Linked DNA regions of Homo sapiens: region 1 is linked to region 2. The links are chromatin loops, found by intact Hi-C in ENCODE. Cell type or tissue: psoas muscle. All regions are shown on one strand. Region 1 overlaps SGCD (sarcoglycan delta). Region 2 overlaps SGCD (sarcoglycan delta).

Region 1 (8,000 bases), 130 kb before region 2:
ATGTAACCAAAAACCACTTGTATCTCTAAAGCTATTGAGGAAAAAAAATTATATATATATATATATGTACACACACACATATACCCACACATTTATGTAGGAAAGAGTGATTATTTTGTATGTTTGGTTTGTTCAACAATTTGAGATTTGGGAAAGCTCACACTGTAATCAAACCCCCTGTGTAATGACGAACTATAAGAACGATGTCATCTGAAAGTGTTTGTGAAACCTTGGTGATCTATCCAAGATTGAAAATCTGGAATTTTACTTTTTTTGTCAGTCTTGCATTCTGTGCTATCCCCAAGGATACATGCTGGAAGAGCCTTTCCAGTAAAGCAATCTGGACAAGCATCTTACCAAGTTTTCTTTGTCTCAGAGGTAAATCAGAAGAAAAGTTATTTTGCTTTCTTCTGCTCTTAGCAGAATATTCCAGTATTCATTACTGGCAGGAGATTGAGACTACATATTTCATTTTCCCCATACATTGGAGAGTGTGTGTTTTACCTACACTGTAAACACCCACAAATAGACCTTAGTTTATCACACATTGTGCTTATACAAACGAGCTAATATTTATTAAATGTCTCTTCTGTGCTACTCACTGTACATGGCCCTTAAAATCTTTTAACTTTCATAACTCTACAAATTTAATATTGTTATTCCCACTGAAAACCCAAGGCTCAGAGAAGTTGAGTGACTTGCTGAAAGACAGCTAGTAAGTAAAACGCTGGTGTTTGACTTCCTGTCTCAACCTTTCCACTACACTTTACCTCCTCCTCCAAATTGCAATAATGATCTGGCTCTTCAACAGAATTCTGAAGCTGGAAAAATAGCTTGTTATCTTTGCCAACCCTGTGTCATAGGTCACTTTCATCTGAGGTATCCAGTGACGTTTTATGTTTAGAGTAGTTCCCTGGTAGTTCCGAATGTTTGGTTTTTATCTAATTTCTCTTTGCTGTGTAGCTGAGGACCTTCTCCTTGCATTGTTCCCACCTTGTGTTTTGTCCATTTGATGTGTTAACATAAGCATTTAGTATAAACTTAATATCTACCCATAGGTTGGTGGAAGACCCAGTGAGTTAATTCATGTGAAGCATTATTAGCAGAATCTGACACATAGGAAGAGTCAGTGTTGACAACAGAAAGTCATGAGAGACCCTTCATGACAGTATAGTAGTTCAGGGCTCAAACTCTGGAGACAGATGTTCTAAGTAAAAATCTGGATTCTGTCTCTTACTATGTGATTTTTGATAAGTTTCTCAACCTCCCTGTGCTGCCATTTCCTAGGAGTAATGACAATACCTACCTCCTAGGATTGTTGTAAAGATTAGAGGAGGTGATAAATGCATTGTTTAGTGCTTGGCACATAGTAAACACTTTATAGAAGTGTTTGCTATCGTCGTAGTCATCATCATCATCATCATCATCATCATCATCATCATCATCATTTACTGCAGGCTTATTCTCTGCCAGGCACTACACTGTCGCAGTTACAGTTTGCAAATATTATCTAACTTAATCATTATCCAGGCTGCCACTATTTGGATACCAATTTTACAAGGGAGGGAGTGGCTCAATAACTTGAGATCAAACAGCTATAAAGCCTCAGAGTAGAGATTCGAACCCAAGCAGTCTGACTATGGATCCTGGTCTGTTGGCTAGTTTGTCATATTGTGGGGCAGTGCATAATGCCATGAGTGTCAGAAACTGGATTCCCAGCCCTAACTGGCCATGAACTACATTGCCTTTCTCTTCTGGAACCCAGTATACCACTAAATGCATTGGACTAGATGTCATCTCGGGCATCTTCCTGTTTGCACACTGATTTTTGTCATTTTATATTTCCCTAGGCTGTATGAAGTCTCATTCTAATAGAGAGCTGTTACTTTTGCTAGTGCATTCTACCAGCCCAATCAGAATAACCTGGCCTCAAAGACCTTCCAAAATACTGTAGTATTGATCATGTAGACAATCATTTAGCACAAGTGGTTATTAAGTGACAAAACTACAAAAGGCTTAGGAGTCATCAGTGGATGGCATGATATCTTATCCCAGTACTTGTAAAATTAGATGAAATAGGAACCTTAGGAGTCACCTCATCAGACATCCTTATTCTACAGATGTTGGAACCAAAGTAGATAGCAAAGTTTTCTGACCAGCTTGAGCACCCCAGCTGCTCTGGAAACTTCTCTCAGTAGCAGGGATTATTCTCTATACATTTTTGTAGCCCTGCTCAATGCCTGCTATTCAGTAGGCTTTCAACATGTGTTAACTGTAGATTGCCTTTTGCAGACCACACAAAGGAGATAATGGATATCAAGTATCTGATCATGTTGCTGACATGGTAGGACCTCAGTAAATGATAGCTACCTATACCTGTAGTATATAGATCTCCTGATTTCTATTTTAGTTTCTATTCGTTAACATTACAAAATCCAAACTGTTGTCACTTGTGATCATGTAAGAAATGAATTTCCATTTATTTCATAAAAACTCATACAGGATTAACTTTATAAGGTTTTCACATGATGCACATAAGAACCCTATGAGCTAAGCACCCTTGTTATCCACATTTGACAGAGGAGGAAGTGGAGGCTCCAAGAAGTGCAGTAACTTGCCCAAGGTCACACAGTCAGTGAATGATGAAACTGGGATGGGTTGCAGGGAGTCTGGCTCTACAGTCACTGCTCTTCTTCAGTACACAATGCTGCCCATTTTCCAAGGGCTATTTTTCATGAAGACAAGTTGAATTTGTTCAGTGCAATGTCTAAAACATGGTTTATTTACCCTGAAGTAAGATAAAGATCCACTGAGGGTCAGAGGAAGGCATTCTAATGCTTGTAAATTGGACACATTGTAAAACAGTAAAAGCCAGAGAGAACAGCCAGCATGTTCCATAACTCAGGACCCTGACACATCATCTGTTTTGAGTAAGCTCAAGGAACTGCGACCCAGTCAAACTAACTCAAGTTGAGGGGAGTGAGGATACATATAAAGTACATGGCAGACACTTAGAATATGTTTATTGAATAAATGAAAGGGAGAAAATTATGAATAGGCAGTCACTTTAAATTAAAATGTATAAAGATGGGTTAATAGAGCTTTATATGACTTCTAAAATGAAGTATTAGTTGATTTATTAAGGTAGATCATAAATGAGATGAGTGCTTGAATTTGATTATGAAAAGGTATTTTTAATACAGACACTCGCTCTGTGTATCAACTACCTGCTACATTTTAATTACATGAGAAAAGAAGGGTAATGATGGAGTGTGAAATAGATTAAAGGTAGGAGACTTCATCCTAGCTAATATACAGATTTGCTTAGTAAATGGGTGAAAGTGATATTATTGGCATTAGTTATACTTTTCATTTAACACTGTTAATATATTGTGAGTTTGAGTAGCATCCGCTTCAATGCGGGTGCCAGCTTAGCTTGGGGACTTGGAAGTGCTTCCTCTACTGAGAAAATCATGCTTCCATCTCTCAGTGCTTTGACTGTGTGGTCACTTTTAATCCATTAGCTCAATCCATCCATCTGAAAAATGGCCAAAATGTTGTTTTTTAAAAGCACCATAAAAATTGTAATGCAGAAAAACAAAAAACAAAAATTTATTTTTATTCCATGGTCAGTCCTAGGATATGGCTCTCTAATGTCCTATTTGGTTTGAAACTTCCTGTGTTTTATACCTTTGTGAGAATGTAAAGCATCAGGGATGATTTGGGTATCATAATTACTGCAAATAACATGAATCAAAGCTGCTGTAAAGTTATACAATCTATTGGGCATATCTGCTTCAATTGAATCAGTATTTCTTAAGCACACAGTTGAGTATACTATGCTTTGTGTAGAAACTAAAGATTAGAATAAAACAATTCTATACTTTAAGTACTCATAATTTACTAGGGAAGAAAACACATGTATAATTTTAGTACTTTCCACAAATTAAATGTTTTAAAGAAGTATGAAAGTTGCGGAAAGAATAAATTAGCTAAAGTTAGAGGGCACTGGAAGGCTTCTTGAGTTGTGTCACCAAGGATGGATAAGGCCTTTTGTGTGGTGGTGGAAGCAGAGAAAGCAGTGTGATTATAGTCTGGAAGCTGGTAAGTTAAACTTGATTGGGGAGCCTCAGGCATAATGGTTCTAGTATTGAGAGCTTAGGCCACTGGAGGGGAAAGAGGGGATGGGGAAAGATGAGAATAGGAGCTGACATGAGTAAAGTCAAAAAGGCTGCAAATTATAGACTTTGGAGAGGTCAAACTGAAAAGCTTGAATTCCAATTATAAAGAAATTACTGTGCAACTTTATCCTATTATTTGGACAATATTCGTGACCTTTTCCACTTACGAGAGTTTTCATACAACTAAAGTTATTTTTATGTCCTAGAATTGAGAGGAACAATGTTAGAAAATCTTCCTGGAAATATTTTTTGTCTTTGTATATCACACATAGCCATTCACACATGGAAACTTCAGTTCTTACTGGTCATGTTGCTGTGAGCTCTGAATAACTCTCAGAAATCTGAACTTGTGGCCACATCACAAGGATCTGTTCATGCTGACTGAGTTATTAAGCAATCATAGAAGAGAAGCAGCAAATCCCAAGGGCTTGCTGCCACTGAGAACCTGCAGGTCAGTCCTTCCATGGTAGACAGGGGTGGGGTTAGGTGATTCAAACTGTAGAAAGAACCAGTAAATATGAGTTGGTTTCCCATCAGTTGGTTTGCCTGAGAATCATTAGTTAAGATTTCTAGGTTCAGAGTTGTTTGTAAATGATCTTTCTAGAATGACACTGTCTATTAAGGATTTAAAATTAACATTGAAGATGTCTATTTAGTCACACTTGTCATGTCACAATGTTCAACAGCTACACCTGGCTAGTAGCTGCCATCTTAGAGCAGATACAGTTTATTTCCATCATCACAGGAAGTTCTTTGTTTCAAAACTGGTCCAAAATCTAATGTCCTACTTCTTAGCTACATCTTGGATGGCATGGTAAGGCCTGTGAACCAAAAAGTTCTTTGTGCCTCACCATACAACAATTTTTGCCTTTCCTTCCTGTGCCCCAGGCACTTTCCAAGACCCAGAGCTGTGGGATTAAGGTAGGAAAACAAACCAAAACCATTTTAATATAAAAAGGAGAAGAAAATTTCTCATAATCTGATTAACAGCCAAGATAACTACTATGTTTTTTAATCAGCTTTGTACCTTTTCCACACATTCATTCTGTCTCATTTCTTCCTTTCAATATTCTTAATTGGAAAAGTTCTGAGACTGTGCTAGATTTTTCATCTTGCCTGGGAGGAGCAAGGTGGACTTTTGTTGGGTGAAGAGCTGTATTCAGGAAGGAGTTGCAGGGACTGTTTCTGAGCCATATTCTCCCAACTTGTAAAATATACAGTTGGATCAGATGATACATAAGGTCCAACACCCTCAAATAATTTTTGTTTTTCTGTGAGACAGAGTCTGACTGTGTTGCCTAGGCTGGAGTGCAATGGTGTGATCCCAGCTCACTCCAAAGTCCGCCTCCCAGGTTCAAGCGATTGTTGTGCCTCAGCCTCCTGAGTAGCTGGGATTACAGGCATGTGCCACCACGCCTGGCTAATTTTTGTATTTTTAATAGGGATGGGGTTTCGCCATGCTGGCCAGGCTGGTCTTGAATTCCTGAACTCAAGTGATTTGCCTGCCTCGGCCTCACATAATTTCTGTGTGTGATCACTGGGTCCTCCATATTCCCTGACCCAGAATGAGAAAGATGGACATCTTTTTTCTTCTAGAAGTGTGAGGGTGTGAGTGTGTATGTTTGCTTACTCTGTATCTGCTTAGCCAAAGATCCAATATATTAAGTGCCAGGGAGTATATCTTATGTGCCTTTATAAATTTCTAATCTTCATTCATTTAATTACTTAATGAATAATTGGTCTGATTATCTATTGCTACACAACAAACTACCCCAAAACTTAGTGGCTTAATAAAACAGCAATAATTTGTTTTACTCATGATTCTGCAGATTGGGCAGAGCTCAGGGGAGATGGCTTGTCTCTTTTCCCTGATGTCTAGCACCTTAGCTGGGAGACTCAAAGGCCTGGGGTATCTCAACAGCTGGGACTGGAATTATCTCCAGGTGTGTTTACTTACATGTGTGGGTGGTTGATGCTAGCTGTCAGCTGGAACCTCAGCTGGCCAGAACGCCTACACACAGCTCTTCCCTATGGGCTAACTTGGGCTTGCCCTTAACGTGGTTGCTAAACTCTAGAATATATGTTCCATTTAAAGAAGATGGAAGTGCATAGCATTGTTATGAACCAGACTCAGAAGTCAGATTGCATCACTTCCACTCTACTCTGCTGTAGGCAGACACAAAGTCCTGCCTAAATTCAAGTAGAGGGCATATGGGCTCCACTTCTTCATGGGGGAATTGCAAAGTTCTAGAGGAGTACGTGGGATGGGAGATTGTAATGGATTGAATAGTGCCCCCCTACATTATATGCTCCTAATCCTTGGAGCCTGTGAGTGTTACCTTATTTGGAAAAAGGGTCTCATCTAAATTAAGGATTATGAGATGAGGAGATAATTCCTGGATTACCCAGGTGGGCCCTCAATTCAATGACAAGTGTCCTCATAACGATGAGGCAGAGGAAAATTTGACACAGAAGAGGAGGAGGCAATATGATCAGAGAAGCAGAGGTTGGCATGATAGGACCGCCAATTAAGGAAAGTTGATAGCCACTAGAATTGGGAAGAGACAAGGGATAGATTTTCGTCTAGAGCCTCCAGAGGGCTTGGAATTCTGGCTTCTAGAACTTTGAGAAAATTTATATTGTTTTAAGCTGAGAGTTTTGTGATAATTTGTCATGGTAGCCACAGGAAACTGATACACAGATACTGCTATGGCCATTTTAGGAAAAGTACAATCTGTGCAACAGTACCGCCACCATCAATGCTATTAAGCGTGCAGTCACCACACCTGTATTGAACATTGTTTGAACAATGTTAAGTGCCTGGCTTTGTTTTCTCTTACTCCTCACAATGACCCTGTGAATGGGGACTATTATCTCCTCTTTCTATGTAAAGAAACTGAAGCATAGAAGGCTTAATTCACCTGTCCAACCTTTTTAGCTAGTGGGTAGCCAGGTCAATATATAAACCAAGATATGTCTAACTTCAAAGCTTATGCTTTTAATTTTCTCTGAAAACATTTAGTGTCAAAAAGGAAAATGAATGTCTTATAAACAGTAATGAATTTACTTGTATAATGTTCAGTGGCAATGGTGGTCATTGTATAGCTAGGGTCAATGAGGAATGGGCATTTTAAAATGACTTCAGTATTGGCTCAGCCATTGTCGACTCAAGCGGTTTTATTCTCATGAAAAATTTTAAGGGGTCATACTAACTACATAGCTTGTATTTATGTTAGAAGAATCATAATTTTGTTGCTTTTCAGTTACTTTTGTGCTTCACTCAGTTACATGTAAACTGCTTGTTGCTTTGATAAATAAAGTTAAAGAATAGGCAAACAGTTCTCAGTAGTAGGGCAGCCTTTCTGTTTATTGTAGAAACCTCACTGAATGCTTGTGTAGATAAAAATTATGCATTTTGACCGGCTTTTAATTACCAGCCAGCTTTATTAAGTGGAGTACTTCCTAGGTCTCATGCCTAATATGTACTATGGTCAACCCCCCAACTTTAGAATAAATAAGAATGAGCAATGGATAACAGAACTCGGCAACACTGACTTTCTGCAGAATCAGGCAAGTCACTGAGCCAGTATTCATGAGGTAAAGGGTTAAAGTCTCAGTACATTCTGGTCCCTTAGCTAATCATCCAGTTTGGATTGGCCGATGTATGGGAGTTTTGACCATTATTACATGAGGCTGTCATCTGCCATGTTAAGTAACCATGTTTTCTCTCTTTCTCTCATAATCTCTTAATTATATGATAAAATAGGAAGTATTGTCCATAAAACCCAAAGACAGAGGAAAAGTATCATTTGGGTCACT
Region 2 (8,000 bases):
CGGCCGAAGTGGAAGCAGAATTAATTTGACAGAGGAGCTGAGAGGGAGTGAATTAAAAGAAATAAAAGATTCCATAATCTTTATTTTTTACCTGTAACAGCTAGAAAGACCAAATTCTAGTACAGTCATTCTTTTTAAACATGGCCATAACAGACTTAAAATTTAAGACTTTTAAAGCGAAGCATTTGAAATAAATTGTGAAATCAGGGCATAGAAGAATTATATCTGAAACTGGAGAAAAGAAAAAATGCCTTCAAGAAAATAGGGCATAGTATAATGCTTCCGTAGCTAAATGTTGCACACAAGGGAATTGGAACACAGTGAATGGTAAATCCCAAACCTCTTCAGCAAGATCATTGTAGAGGAAAATTGTCACCTGAGGGAGGAACCCATCCAGGCTGCTTCAGTTATAACAATGACTCTGGGAATCCTAATCAGGTGTCTGATAGGTAAACTAAATCCTTGCACTTGAAAAATACACCTCCAGTCTGGCTGATATTACCCATCTAAGTCACAGGTTTGTCTTGAAATAGATCTTAGCGCTGTGATCTCAGCAGGGATTTCTTCTTTAGAGAAAGATATTTTATGAGCCTAGAAGCAGCTTTGTTGGAACTCACAATATCCTTGAACTGCAAGCAACAGCAATTTTAGACAGAGCGTTAATTCAGTGAATTTCAAGAGAAAAAGAAAAAAAAAAAAAAAGGAAAACCCATACAGTTGTCAGTGCTAAATGAACTGAAAAGCAGTTTGAAAGAGCATTTCAGAGTCAGTGCTTTCTATGTTCTGTTGTTATGTTTAAGGAATCCTTTAGTATTGTCGAGCCCCATTGAGTAGAATGGTACCAACAAAATATGGTATTTGTTTAGATATGTATGTTTTTATATAATACTTTGGGAGATCCGGTACATTGAGCAAGTGAGACTCACAAGATGCAACCAGACAGTGAGGTTATTCTTCCAAGTACAATATAACCCATAGAACCCACTCCTTATACTCAGCATTTTTCTCATCTTTGGATAAACATAGGACAGGCCCCATGACTTTTCTGGCCACTCTTAGATAATGAGGAGTCATCTGACCAATTTGAGTCACAAACAATCTCATTTCAATTATTCTAGACAGAAGATATAAAAGGAAAGGGAAGTATTCCTTGGCTAAGTACACTTGTAGCTGGTAGCAGTGTTCTCTGCACTTGGCCTCTATTAAGGAGACTTTCTGTCTCATGAGGGACTTTGCAGGCATCTCTCATGAGCTGTTGCCTTGATGGCAACAATAGAATCATCCTGGTTTTTTATAGACAACACAGCTTAAAAGTATTTGAGCAAAAAAAAAAAAAAAAAAAGTGATGTCAAGGTCATAGGCACTTCTTCTGAATTTTGTTTTAATGATTTGAACTAATAGTAATGGAGGTAAAAGGTAAAATGGGCAGCTAAAATTTTCCTTTCAATCTATTATTTTCTATGTCATTAGGTGCAAAATGCAGCATCTCTACAAGAATATTCTCTGGAATGTGGGTTCCATGAATGGTTAACAGTAGAGAAAAAATAATATTTTTATGAAATGCTCATGGAATCTCTGGATCAAACTGTCGTCACCATTTAGGCAGTGCAGGAAATCATAAAGAATGGAAGGAGTGGGGAGGGGAATGGGAAATCCTGGGAGAACAATCAGAGGGGGAGCATTGGTCAGTGGGAGCTGGGTGCTGGAGTCAAGGGTAGGGTGTTGTATAGCATTTCTCGCCCTTACCTCATCTGTTAAGTAGAAATAATGGTTCCTACTTCAATGGTTATGGCTGCTTCATGTCAAGTCAAATTTCTTTATTTTCATTACTTATCTTTCTGTAATTTCTGAGTGTACTGTCACTAAGATTGATAAGGGACCTATATCAGAAATTCGAGTGGGCTCCTTTCACCCAGCCAGGAGTTGAGCTCAGCCTCAGACCTCAAGGGCAGTCACTGATGGCGTTAATGCCCCACCAATGAGGTTCTTTTGAGATCAGGCACCTGTGCAGGTGGCTCTGCTCCCCCTGGGCTACTCTGAGCCACACGCATCTTTGTGAGACCTCTTGCGATTACTGAGTTGAGCTTTCAGTCCTGAAAGGAATCCATGGAGCTATCCTACTCAGCAATTCTGTCGCTTGGTGTCTGTGTTTAAGCAGTTTGGGGGAAACAACAGGCCCTCCATTCACCTTCTACATCTGGCTGAATCATTCTCCAGTTGACTTTTTTTTGTTTTTGAGACAGAGTCTCGCTGTGTCTCCCAGGCTGGAGTGCAATGGTGCAATCTCAGCTCACTGCAACCTCCGCCTCATGGTTTCAAGCAATTCTCCTGCCTCAGCCTCCTGAGTGGCTGGGATTACAGGTGTGAGCCGCTACGCCTAGCTAATTTTTGTATTTTTAGTAGAGACGGGGTTTTGCCATGTTGGCCAGGTTGGTCTCGAACTCCCAACCTCAGATGATCCACTCACCTTGGCCTCCCAAAGTGCTGGGATTATAGGGCTGAGCCACTGTGCCCAGCTCAGTTGCCATTTTTAGAAGCCAAACCCTACTACCTCTTAGTCCTTTCTGGTAATTCAGCCAGCTCCTCTGATTGTCTTTCACCTGAGAGCCAAATCGGCCCACTCTCATGTTTTATTTGATCTTGTCAGTGTTGGGAGGGGATATATGTATACATACAAAAATTTAACATTAAGACACTTTTAGATTAAAAAATATAATTCAAGATTCTTTATTTATTTTTATTTTTTTCCTGAGACAGTCTGGCTATGTCACCTAGGCTGGAGTGCAGTGACATGATCTCGGCTCACTGCAACCTCCACCTCCCAGGTTCAAGCGATTCTCCTGCCTCAGCCTCCTGAGTAGCTGCGACTACAGGCACGCACCACCATGTCTGGCTAATTTTTTTTGTACTTTTAGTAGAGACGGGGTTTCAACATGTTGGCCAGGCTGGTCTTGAACTCCTGACCTCAAGTGATCCAGCCGCCTCGGCCTCCCAAAGTGCTGGGATTACAGGTGTGAGCCACCACACCTGGCCAGATTTCAAGATTCTTATCAAAGATATTTAACTGGAGCTGAGAAACTCTGCCCTGTCAGGGTCTGTTCTCTCTGAGTTTCCATGTGGGTGCCCACTTCAGTCATTAAGCTCATGGGCCCAACCTCTGTAGGCATTTGAGTTTGGGACCCCTGTCTTAGACTTTAAAGCACTAAGACCTAGGGAGTATTCACCCATTTTGCTCCTACCCCTGTGGCATCTTACCTATGCTCACAACTCCAAGAATCCCTGCATTTGTCCTTTTGTTCCAGTACAATGAAGAGTAGAAGAAAGAAGATACAAATGCACTTAGGAAACAGGCCTGGCTTTCCTAAAAGTCTTGGAGTGATTTCTTTCCTCTTCTTTCTTTCTTTAATTTTGTTCTTAGAGAGGAGGTAGAAGGCATTGTTGACACAAATCACCCATTCACAGGTTACTGACTGATACAGCGAGTTTCAGAATCTGCTCTCTTGGTTCTTCCAACACTTTCCATAAAGAAGTTACCCGCTTTGACCTGAATATATGCAGTTGCTACAATTTCAAACCAAAGCAGACACCAACAGCTGCTGTCTTGCCCTGGGAGGAGCCCCTGTGGGTGGAAGATCAGCCCTCCAGCTGTCTTGGCTTACATTTCTTCACCATCTGACTGGGATGGCTGATGCAACAGCAAGGCAAGTTGCTGTCACAAACACTCTGAGTAGTCAGTAGGGAAATGTGCCAGTGAGCATGTTCCCTTGGTCTTGAGGGTTGTCTGACTGTCATTTCTCTGAACTTACCTGTATGAGTATGTTCAACTCTACCTAACAGCTCTGCCTTGATTAGACAGACTGTAATGGACTGGTAAGTAATGGAAGAGTTCAGAGGAAGTGATGCTTTGATTGGAGTTTTGATTCCATTCATCTGAAGTTCCCTCAGTTGTATTGCTCTGTTTCGTTGGATTCTTCTCAAATGCTTTCACTCATGATAGCAAAATGGCAGCAGCTGCTCCAGGCATTACATTGGCATACCACATATCTACAGTATGATAGAGCTTGTCTTTCCCCAGTCTCTTCTTGAATAAAAACCCTGGGCTTCACTCTAATTAAACCAACTTATTTCACATGCCCAACCTGAACCAGCCACTGTGCAAAGGAAATCAGATGACCTTGATGGCTTTTAGCTGGGATCTTTCCTTGACACTGGTGGTAGAGTCATACTGCATGGCTGCTACCCCAGATGGCACATGGGCCGTTATAGTAAGTGTTCTAATAACTTCTTTAGCTAACTAGATTTGTGGGGGAATGAATTAATGTTTTTCTGAAACCCTGCTCTCTTCTGGAGATAATGCTGGGTGCTTTACCTACTTTGCAATTGCCACTACTGAAAATCAATTGTTCTTTTTTAATTTCTCTAGAAAACTCTAAAAGCTAAATCTTAGGTGATTAAGGAACGTGCTCAATGGGTCTTAAGATGTCCATTAGGCATTAACACTCTTATTGCCTTCAAAGGCCACAACTACAGAATACTATGTAAAAGGTCACAATATATCTGAGAATTTGGTGGGAGGAGTGCTATAAAGTAATGGAAAGATGATTCCAGGAGCGAGTTCCAACCCATCCACTAATCGTTTTACATTATCACAGTTTTGAACATATTTCTGAATTTCTCAGGGCATTGGTTTTTGTCATCTGACAAATCAAGAGCACAGTAATAGTATGACTCCATAATGTTGGGGTAAAGATTGGTATAATTAATACGGTATAAAAGCACAAAGAAGGTCCATAACAAAAGTAAGTATTATCTCACCTAGAATATTGGTATGCATTAAGCTAGGGCCACAAACTCAAAAACCTACAAGGACTGGCTAGTGACAAGTAGATAAAAAGGCCCTGGGGAAAGTTGGGGGATGGTAGAGGTCTATGTTATTGGGGAAGGCTGGGAGATGGTAGGGGTCTGTGTCATTGATATTTTGGACTTGATGTCCCTGACCCTGTGGAAAGGTGAGTGGCTGCTCAGCCAGTTGTAATAATGTGTGAATTTGGGCCTTCTTGCTAAATCTTATGACTTTTCAAGAGAAACTCATAATCTAAGTGTCTTAGTTTTTGCTTTCCTTTATTTTTTATTGAATACACTTTGTGGATCCAAAAAAACTACATCTGCCAGCCCAAAATAGCCCGTGGGTGCCTAATTTGAAACATCTGTTATTATATGTCTCTTGATCTACATGACCCTGGGGTTTTCTTATCTGCATCTATCAGAAGAGGGAGATAATAATAGTACCTGCCCCCACAGGATTTTAGGGAAGAAGAAGAAATGTTTCTACTGTGAGTTTCAGATCCCTTACTAGGGTGAGTTATGAAAGGAGACTAACAGAAGCCTGTTTCATGGAAACATCTGAGGTCAAGGAGCACACCTGGACACAGAACCCAGGATCAGGGTCGGAACCCAGGGCCAAGGATTTGCTTTCTCTACTCCCTGTGGCCTCTGTGAGCAAGTCTTTGAAGAGGTGCCAGCTTCCTTTTGCATCATTAATCCTGACTGATCAGACACCACCTGCTTATGCCACGTTCAGGGACAACTGTAGACAGTGACTCAGGAATCAGCGGGACCCACAGACCAGGCAGTCTGGTCCCAGTCCCCTCAAACAGAAACTTGCTCCTTTCCCACATCTGTGCCTGGGTGTCACAGTCCGAATGTCAGGTATTTAATGAGATGTTGAGGAAAGCAAAGCAGTTGCTGAGACTGAAATATCAGCATTTGAGCCAAGGCGGAACCCAAGGGATTAGGTGTTGGATTCTAGTGCTATGGGGTAAAGCAAGTTTTGCAAGGTCATTGCAGCCTGAAAGATCACTATGATTTCAGTTCGTGCTGGAAGTTTTCAAAAATTGAAATCCTGAAAAAAAAAAACTGCTAACATATAGAAGATGCTTAAATCTCCACTGTCCGATATGGTAGCCACCAGCCACACACAGGAACACTCAGCTCATTATCTATTATATAGGAAGGGTAATATTGTTTCACTTTGTTGTTAGTGTTTTACACATATTAGCATTCCATAATAATCATTGAATCAATGAATGAAATAACTATAACTTCGTTTTTTTCTCCTTGAAGAAAGGGTCATATGTTTCTTCTGCCATTTTTTTAAATCTCAAAAATAGGGACAGTAATGGTTGCTAACTAGGCTTTGATAGATAAGAAGCTCTATGTTCTCTTTAGAAAAATGATCCTCTTTAAAGTCAAAGTATCATAATTCCATTGTAAATGAGTAAGATGATAAATGCCTTTTAAGCCTACTTGTATGATCTGAAGAAGTATCAAGAGCTAAAAAGAAAAATAACATTTATAAAACACTTTTCAAGACACTTATGTGAACATTATCAATTTCTATCCTCCCTACAAGATAATGAGTTAGAGCAGGTAGTATTATCCTTTTGGTCAGTTTTTTTTTTTTTTTTTTTTTTTTTAAGTAAGCTGAGACTAGCCATATTTGAATTGTTTAGGGTGGGGTTTCTCAACCATGGGACTTTTGACATTTTGGACTGGAGAATTCTTTGTTGCACAGGACAGTCCTGTGTATCATAGTATATTCAGCAGCAACCTCAGCCTCTAGCCACCAGATGCTGTTTGTTCCCCCACTCCCCCTTGTGACAACTAAAAATGTTTCCAGACATTCTTGCCTCATCTAGGCCTCATGAATGGTATTTGAGCAAAGACCTGAGTTAAGTGAAGGAGCCAGCTGTGCAGAGAGCCTGGAGAAGAGCCTTCTGGGCAGAGGGAGTAGCAGATACAAAGGTTCTGAGGCTGGATCCATTTAGTGTGTTCAGAGGACCAGTAAGAAGGTCAATGTGGCTGAGGTGGAGTTGTATTCTTCTCACTTTGCCTCCTAGCCCCCATGATCAAGCACTTGCCTTAGATGAAATCTTTCCTTTGCTTAGGTGCATGTTCAATATTTAACAGGTGTCAGACTGAGACATTTTTAGAAGGCAAAGAATCTCAGATGTCTGACTGTGAGGGAGAAGGGAGTCACCCCAAGGTTGAGGGGAGAGAATTGATACAAATTGCAGCTGACACAGTACACAGGGGCATACTTGCAGTCAATGCTTACTGACTTCTGCTACACACCCACGTTCATGTTACCTCATTTTTGCATTTGTGCATCGATAACCAAACAGAAGGCGAGGCCTGGGCATTTGGCAACTTCATTTGTATGTGGAGTCAACCATGGGGTGCATTCGGATTATTTCTTTTCTTCTGCATTTCTTAATCTCTCTCTTGAGAGCAGTCACCTTGGTAACTACCCTGGTGCCTTGCACATGGACTATGGTGAGTAAAATGTGTTTTTATGACCCTCAAAATAAGAGCCAAATACTACTTTATCCATTAAAAATGAGATTCACTTCTCTATGTGGCATTGTGGCCAGGTTTTTAAAAAATACCTGGTTTGGGGGCATTCCCGCTAACATTCTTACCAACTTTGAGACAGTGCTCAGAGCAAGTGCACTGAGCTAAATCGAGATGAAAGAGGCAATAATCTGCTGCCTAGTAGAATGGCTTTTGCAGCCTGATGTTAAAGGTTTCAGGATTTGAAGGTTAATCTGCAGCAGCAGAAGGAAACTGTTAGTACTTCCGCTAGTCTGAAATTGACATCCCAGAAACCGGCCCTTTCTAATAAACAGAGAAACAAACTCCAGTGAATCCCACATGTCAAGCCTAGACCTAAGGGAAATTACTCTGTGGGCTTCTGTCTGAATCCACTAAAAAACTCATACTCCAGTCAACGACATTGTCATTAAAGAAAAGGGAAACGTGAAATAATCCTAGCCTCAGAAATCTCTACCATTAACAGAAGGCCTTCTTTTTCCTGAAAAGATAGAGTATGTGAAGGCCACATCTCTATTTTTAAAATAAAGCAAGAGAAGTAACATTTATGGAGCACACACAACATGCCATGTACTACACTAGGTGACTTGAATATGTTGTTAAATACT

Evidence for each region. Peaks named below come from ENCODE experiments on the same cell type or tissue, not always from the same donor. Only the 100,000 strongest peaks of a DNase experiment are listed, where the experiment ranks them.
Region 1: it touches region 2 in a loop (1.8-fold over the local background); 1 of 110 quality-filtered maps calls a loop at or near these places.

The regions. Positions count from the first base shown.
Region 1 is chr5:156,350,199-156,358,198 of GRCh38, forward strand. All of the region lies in intron 3 of SGCD (sarcoglycan delta), which reads left to right. All of the region lies in intron 1 of LOC124901120 (a long non-coding RNA gene), which reads right to left. Among named protein-coding and RNA genes, the nearest start is that of SGCD, 27 kb to the left of the region's middle. In psoas muscle, no CTCF peak of the experiment used is centred here; no DNase peak of the experiment used is centred here; H3K27ac peaks cover 2,829 bases.
Region 2 is chr5:156,476,363-156,484,362 of GRCh38, forward strand. All of the region lies in intron 3 of SGCD (sarcoglycan delta), which reads left to right. Among named protein-coding and RNA genes, the nearest start is that of SGCD, 150 kb to the left of the region's middle. In psoas muscle, no CTCF peak of the experiment used is centred here; a DNase peak (open chromatin) is centred at 3,649; H3K27ac peaks cover 4,899 bases.